2 separate regions of the Homo sapiens genome follow, and region 1 is linked to region 2. Evidence: chromatin loops called from intact Hi-C (ENCODE). Cell type or tissue: lower leg skin. All regions are shown on one strand. Links, peaks and the distances in the headings refer to the core of each region. The heading gives the core; the rest is flanking DNA.

Region 1 (3,227 bases), core at 579-3,078, 1.1 Mb before region 2:
AGAGGAGGTTTACAGACCAGATAACCTGCTCTTGGAAATGGGTGTGTCCATATATAGGGTGCCCAGATCCATTAGGGGCTGCGTTTAGCTGGAGGGCTGGGTCTGGGGAAGGGGCTTTCTGTTGGATGAGCAAGGGCTTCAGGTGGATGCAGCTCCCCCATCCCTGATCCCTTGGGAGAGTCGGGGACTCGGCTCTGAAAGGCTGTGGGCTGGTGGGAGCCCCTGTGCTGCTCCCAACTTAGGATGGGATGAGGAGGGGTGTGGTGGGGTGGACCTGTCACATCCATTGAACAAAATGTCTGTGCAGCTCCTGGCCTGCTGTGCAGGCTGACATTTAGGTATCTCATCTTAAACAAGGAGCAGGGGGCGACTGGTGAGCAACAAGGCCCCACTCTATGTGTGGACACCTGCAGCCTCATTCCTGGGAGGGCAGAGGACATATGACTGGCATAAAGTATTGTGTGTAGAACCAGGGTGGGACAGTCTCCGATGAGTTCCCTGGTAGCAAAGGGGACAAAGTCCTCTCGCTCCACTATTTAAGTTCCTTTTTGTGGATTGGTGGCTCTCTTGCCCAGGATGTCCACTGAAGACACGATGGTTGACAGGTCTCTGGCTGCTATGATGCCACCCCAGGCCCACTCTGTAGAGATGTGTTTGGGAAGGAGCATGTCTGGCTTTAGCATCTCCCACCAGGACCATTCTGTCAACTTCTACCCTGGTCCCTCTGCTGCCTCCTTCTTCCCACCTTGCTGCTCTCCCCACAGCCTTCCCTTACTTGCTTCCGCCTCCATACCTTTCCTCTCGCTGTTCCCTTCACCTGCAATGTACACTCCCTTCCTTAACTCAGCTCAAGGTCTCAGCTAAACCTGTGTGGAGCCCTGGAACCCAAAGCAGGAGACGACAGGGGCAGGAGGAGCCCTGGGCAGTGGTGGGAGGGGCAGGAGCCTCTGTGGCACTTCATGTTCTGGGACAGTCAGGCAGTGACTGTTGAGGGTACAGGAGCCTGAGTTCAGCCCTGGGGTCAGAGAGGCCAGGATTCAGGACCCTGCCACTTAGTCCTTCCAGTCACCTGCGGAATAGGGTGGTCCCCAAAGTGCAAAAACAGCAAAGTTGCAGAGCCCAGGTTGGAGAGAGAGGAGAAGAGCCACCCCAGGCAGGCGTTGGGGCTGGGAAGCAGGGAGCCCAGCAGGTCTCCTGGGAGGGCCTGGGCCAGCCTGTGGGCTCTGGGACAGGCTTTTCAGGGCTGTGGTTTTACATGTGTGAGCTGCAGCAGCAGAAGCCCATTCTCCACACAACGGTGGACTCAGAACGCCCATGTGCAAGGCTGGCTATGGACGTGGAGTGGGGTCCTCAGAAGCCCCGAGCTTCCTCTGAAGAGCCTCTTAGATCCAGGCTTTGGGGCACACACTTGGAGAATCTCTGCTTTAGCAGGAGGTGAGACACAGGCTGCCCCCAGAGGCCTGGGACTGAGATGACAGCTCCTGGGGGTCATTCCTGGGATCTGAGCCTTCCTTCTCCTTTGCTCTCCCTTGGCGTTTGGAGATGCCTTTGTGCACACTCCAGCTTGCCTTATCTGACCTTTGCAGGGTTCTAAGGAAGGAATGAACCTTGTTGGACTCCAGGGGGTCAAGGGGAATCCTGGATGTTAGCATGAGAGCCCCAGATGAGCCTGAGCTTCTGTTCAGTCCTGCCACCCATCCTGCCTGGAGAGCCTGGGTCCAGGAAAGAGACCTCTGGAGGTCCTTGCTTTTGCAAAGGAAGCAGTTTTTCACACAGGTAACTTTTTGGACTAGTTGATTCTAAGCAGACTGAAGACCCAGTCCTGAGTCCCAGTTTCCTGACTGTATAATGGGGGTAAAGAGGTCCTTGCCCTGGAAAGATGAGGCATTCCTATCTAGGGTGGACACACGGTGTGTAATTTCCTTTCTCCTCATTGGCCCATGGGGCACGGCTCCGGCCCGCAGAAGCCCTCCCTCACCTGGGCTGCCCACCATGGGTGTCTGCACCATGCCACGGGAAGGGTGCAAAGGGGCATAACAGTGGGTCTTGCCCTGGTGGCTGAGGCAAGCTGGTGCTGGAATTTTCCTTCTCCCTAACCTCGGGAAAACCAAGGAATGAATCAATAGAAGTCTCGAATTAATAGAATGAGCAATGCAAAAGATTGCTGGCCTGGGAAATTTAAAGTAACAACCCACGAGGCTACCAAGAGTAAAAGTAAACTAAAAAATACAGTAATATAAAAGAACATCACATAAAATAAATACAAGCTGAGAAACAGTAAAAATAAGATGAAAGAGGTTGGCAAGAAAGGGTAGTAAGGAAGACAAAGTAGAGACAGAGAATTCACATTCAACTGAAGAGCCAACACAGCGCTGGGAGAACAGACGAAATAAGCAATAAACAAGGGTGTTTTAAAAAAAAACCAAAAAACAAATCTGGCGTGGTGGCTCACACCTGTAATCTCAGCACTTTGGGAGGCGAGGCAGGAGGATTGCTTGAGTCCAGGAGTTCAAGACAGCCTGGGAAACATGGTGAAACCCCATCTCTACAAAAAATGAAGAAAATTATCTGGGCATGGTACCATGTGCCTGTGGTCTCAGCTACTCAGGAGGCTGAGGTGGGAGGATTGCTTGAGCCCAGGAGGTCTAGGCTACAGTGAGCCATGATCACATCAGTGTCCTCCGGCTTGGGTGACAGAACAAGACCCTGTCTCCAAGAAAAAATTGAAAACAGGAAAAACCCAATGGGTTAAGAGAGGAAGGCAGCAGTGAGATTTTCTGAGCTTGGATCTTGGCAGAAAGTGGGTTCCCTGGAGCCTGTAGTGACGGATGAGGCTGGCAGCAAGACCCCTTCCCAGATGCCTACAGACTCTTCCCTGGGGGCTTGACCTTAAGACCTGGGTTGGCCTCCACCCTGTGTACACGGGACAGCTGGGTTCCATGCCAAAGCCTGCAGAGAATTCCCCAGGCTTGGACTTGATCTTTCTTTGCAGGCAGGGCCTGGGCCGAATTGTCTTCCATATCACTGGTGGGCTCTGTGCTGAGGAGGGAATGAGGAAGATAGAGTTTTTGGGCCCTCCCTGGAGACGCATGGTTCAGGAGGGGCACTTCTGCAGGGGTTGGGCACTGGTGGTTCCACATCAGGCAGGCAGCTCCTCAGGATTGTGCCCAGGAGGCAGGTCACTTGGAGGGCCAGGACTCCAGCTGGCTTTTCCTTAGTCCAGCTTT
Region 2 (3,681 bases), core at 658-3,157:
ACAAGGCATGTGCATATATGGTTTGTGTAGACACAGTATGAAGCAGAGGCATACATCTCATTATTATATTTATCTTCTAACATATTGCTATTTGGCCATAATCTCCTTTCCCTAAAGAAAAGGAGGGAGCAGGAGACAATAGTAACACAAAAAACATATTGTGCTTTGATACACATGAAAGATCTGGGGAAGGAAGGGAATAACTTCATCTGTAGAAAATATGTTTTTCTTAAAATCTGGTCCCTTTAGCAATTAACTGGTTGGGAAATATCTTTGGGGGAAAGTCGTATTAAATAAGTGAGGGAAATAAGCTTCTGGAAATAGCTTTTCCCTTCCATTCCTTCAAATCTGTTCTGTAAATATTTCAGGGTAAATGCTGAAAGATGACTTTGCCTCCCTGGTGGCAGATATCGTTGTTTTAGAAAACAGAGTTTATAAGCAAGATTCTTTGGAATGCTTAAAAAAGTCAGCTGATTTTTCACTGATGAAACATAAAAATAACAAAGGAAACAGAGGAACTTGGGGGAGCAGGTGACCATGACAAGGTCTGAATGGTCCTTGTCTTCATTTTAGTTTCAATATTCTTTGTCTGAACATAAACTGTTTTTTTTTCCATTTCAGAATGAGAAGGTGCGTGGCAATCCACATTCACTCCTTGAACCAGTGTTTGTTCTAGAGTCTGGATATATACCCATGAACAAAACAGACAAGGTCCCTGCTATCAAGATCGTATACTGTAGTCACAGAGACAGAAAATCAACAAATAATTAGCAAGAAAAATATTAAGCGAGGATAAATGTCAACCAAAAAGTTGAAATAGATTTATGGAATAGAGTCCATAGATGGAAAAATTGGGCCAGATGGTTGTGCAGGTGAGCAGATGCCCCACAAGATCCTCATTACAAGTTGGTGCACTCCTCCTCCAGCTACTGGAGGATAAGTCTATGGCCAGTGGCTTAAACTGACAGTCTTTTCAGGAGAATTATCCTCAGGTGATAGAAGATACCTGCAGGGCAGCCAATGACTGATTGATGCTGTTTATGAAAGCCTGACCCCTTCCTTCAAGGCAGGCCACCTGTGAGGTGTGATTTATGCTCCAGATCCGCTCACCACCCCCATCCACAGGTCTGTCCAAAGTTAGACATTACCTAAGACCACATCTAAGACCAAATCCTTGCTCTTTTTTCCTCTTCCCCTCCCTGCTTTCCTCATTCCTTTACAGATTTTTCCTAAGTGTACACTCTCAATAAATCATGTCTTCCCAAACCCATCCCTCAGGCAGTTTTTCTAGGAAGTGCAAACCAAGATAGCAGTCAAGGAAGGCCTCTTCTGAGTTGTGATATATAAGCTGGGACATGAGTGGTGACAAGTAACCAGGCACGCAAACATCTGGTGGAAAAAGTCTGACATGCTGAAATAACCAAGATATCATCTTGGATAAAGGGCACTAGAAAGGAGGAAAGTGTGAGAAGAGGAGGTCTGAGAGCTGTAAGACCTGATCCCAGATCTTACAGGCTAAGGATCCTGGATTTTAGTCAAAGTGTGGTGGGACACTGTTAGCAATTTTTGAGCAGTTGTGTGTTCTGACTTATGTTATAAAAGAATTTGCTGGAGAACAGCTGATCCTGGGGTCAAAATGGTAGCAAGGAGATCAGTTAAGAGGCTGTGCAAACACTGAGTTCAAGTTGCACTAGCATCTATTGTGTGTATTTTATCTGCTGGACAGTTTACATATATTTCCTAAGTTCTACTAATAACTTCAAAATGTATAACAGATATTGTCTCAGGAGTTTAGAGATAAAGAAAGAGACACAGTTTGCTTGAATAGTTAATATGAAGGCATACAGCTATTAAGTGGTATATCTGGAATTAAATCAGTCTATCTGGCTCTAAAACCTAAGCTTTTCCTACCATACTGACCTCCTCATCTGATTTCTTTGTGTGCCATTTTCTCTGCAAATAACTCCATCAGTCTGACTTGCCATATTTGGGTTATCAGAGGTGTCAAGGCATTTCTGCCCCACTGGGGATATGAGTCCCTGCCGAATCATCCGTCTGCTGGGCCCCTGAAAGACTGGTTGCTATTATCCAAACGCATCTGTTTGTAATTATGAGGTGCCCTTACAATTCCCCTTTTTGTCAACATAATTACTTTCAATTATATTAACACTCTTCCCTGACCAGCCCAGGGCCCCACTCCCCTGCCAACTGCAAGACATGATTTCCAAAGCCCTCGCCACTGCAGTCCAAGCATATGGACTCTCTTCTCAGCTCCAAGCACAGGAGGGTTCGGATCCAAAAACAGTGTAAATGGAAGCTACTTCTTGCTTTGTCCATGCCACTATGACAGTGCAAGAATTGACTATATTACCTGGAACCATGTTTGGAATGATAACAAAATCAATGACTTTGTCAACTTAGGGCATATTTTAAATGGACACTTAATTTGGAAGTGATTTTCCTGCCATGAAAAGTCATGATAATCTCAGAATTCCTCCTCCCCACATGAGCCAGATAGAAAAAGAGAAGCCAAATTTATTCCCAGTGATCAATTTAGAATTAGGGAAGAAGAGACTTCCTAAAGTTCAAGCAGTGCACCGGTCTAGAGAGTAGCAGATTAGAAACAGCAGTAGCTAGAGCTTTGTACATGGTTGATGAAGATTCTGGATTAAAGTCCAAACTTTCTGAAAGGGCAAGTTGAAAAGTTCTCTGTAGTTTGCATAAAACTGTGAAGTAAACATGAAATTAGTCCAATGTACACTAGAATATGGAAAGAGAAAAGAAAGAGAATTAACATTGGCTTTGTCTCACTCTTGCCAGTCATGGTGTAAAATGTTTTACCTCCATGAATTCATTTGATCCTTATACTAATCCTATGGGGGTGAGTATTATTATTCTGGCTCTCTGGTGGAGGAAATGAATTTAGAAAGTTTAACAATTTGCCTGAGGCTATACACTTAGTAAATGGCACACCCAGGATCTCAGCTCTGGTCTCTGTGCCCTCAAAGGCTACATCATCTTTCCAATCTGCAAAAATAAAAATTGAAAATTGAGTGAACAAGGGAGATATCTGACCAAAGACATCAAGCAGCTCTTTAATTTGGTGTTGAGGGAATGATTAGAGATAATACAAATCCTGAAGTATATTAATTACAGCTTGATGAGAGTATGTATGTATGCACCAAAAATAACCACATATAATTGCCTAGCATTCATTCTATAGTGTATGGTTCAGTTGCTCTAAAATATTCCTCTTTGACCCAGGTAATACTGAAGAACCATTGAAGTCTTTGTTAGCCACTGTGTCTGAGCTGGAGTAACATGTACCAGCAGCCTTGCAGAGCAGGTTACTATTCACCCACATAAGACAGAGGCTAAATAAGTTCCATTTCCAGTGGGGTAAGCCAGAACTTAAACATGTACTGCTATAATGAGAGTCATTAATTGTCCTAATTCTAATTCTAGACCTGTAGAGATCTCCTGAAGTTAAATCCACGTGGAGGGTAGGGCTATTGATAGGAGTCTTTCCAAGATATTTCCCATGACCCACAAGGCGTCTCCCTGCTCTATCCTATATTTCTGTTGGAGTTTCTTTAAGCATTTCTCCTTGTTCTGGCAGGATGTATAAGGATAAGATTCACTTGCAGGCTGACTCAGCAGACCCTCTGCTCAAGGATAAGA

What was found. Hi-C counts contacts between places; a loop is a spot of excess contacts. Peaks named below come from ENCODE experiments on the same cell type or tissue, not always from the same donor. Only the 100,000 strongest peaks of a DNase experiment are listed, where the experiment ranks them.
Region 1: a loop joins it to region 2, with 10 times the contacts of the local background. A loop is called at or near these places in 5 of 110 quality-filtered maps.

The regions. Positions count from the first base shown.
Region 1 is chr10:86,370,070-86,373,296 of GRCh38, reverse strand. No RefSeq gene overlaps it. Among named protein-coding and RNA genes, the nearest start is that of GRID1, 4.9 kb to the right of the region's middle. In lower leg skin, for the core only: no CTCF peak of the experiment used is centred there; a DNase peak (open chromatin) is centred at 1,966.
Region 2 is chr10:85,230,740-85,234,420 of GRCh38, reverse strand. No RefSeq gene overlaps it. Among named protein-coding and RNA genes, the nearest start is that of LINC01519, 34 kb to the right of the region's middle. RefSeq lists a silencer at 2,109-2,335. In lower leg skin, for the core only: no CTCF peak of the experiment used is centred there; no DNase peak of the experiment used is centred there.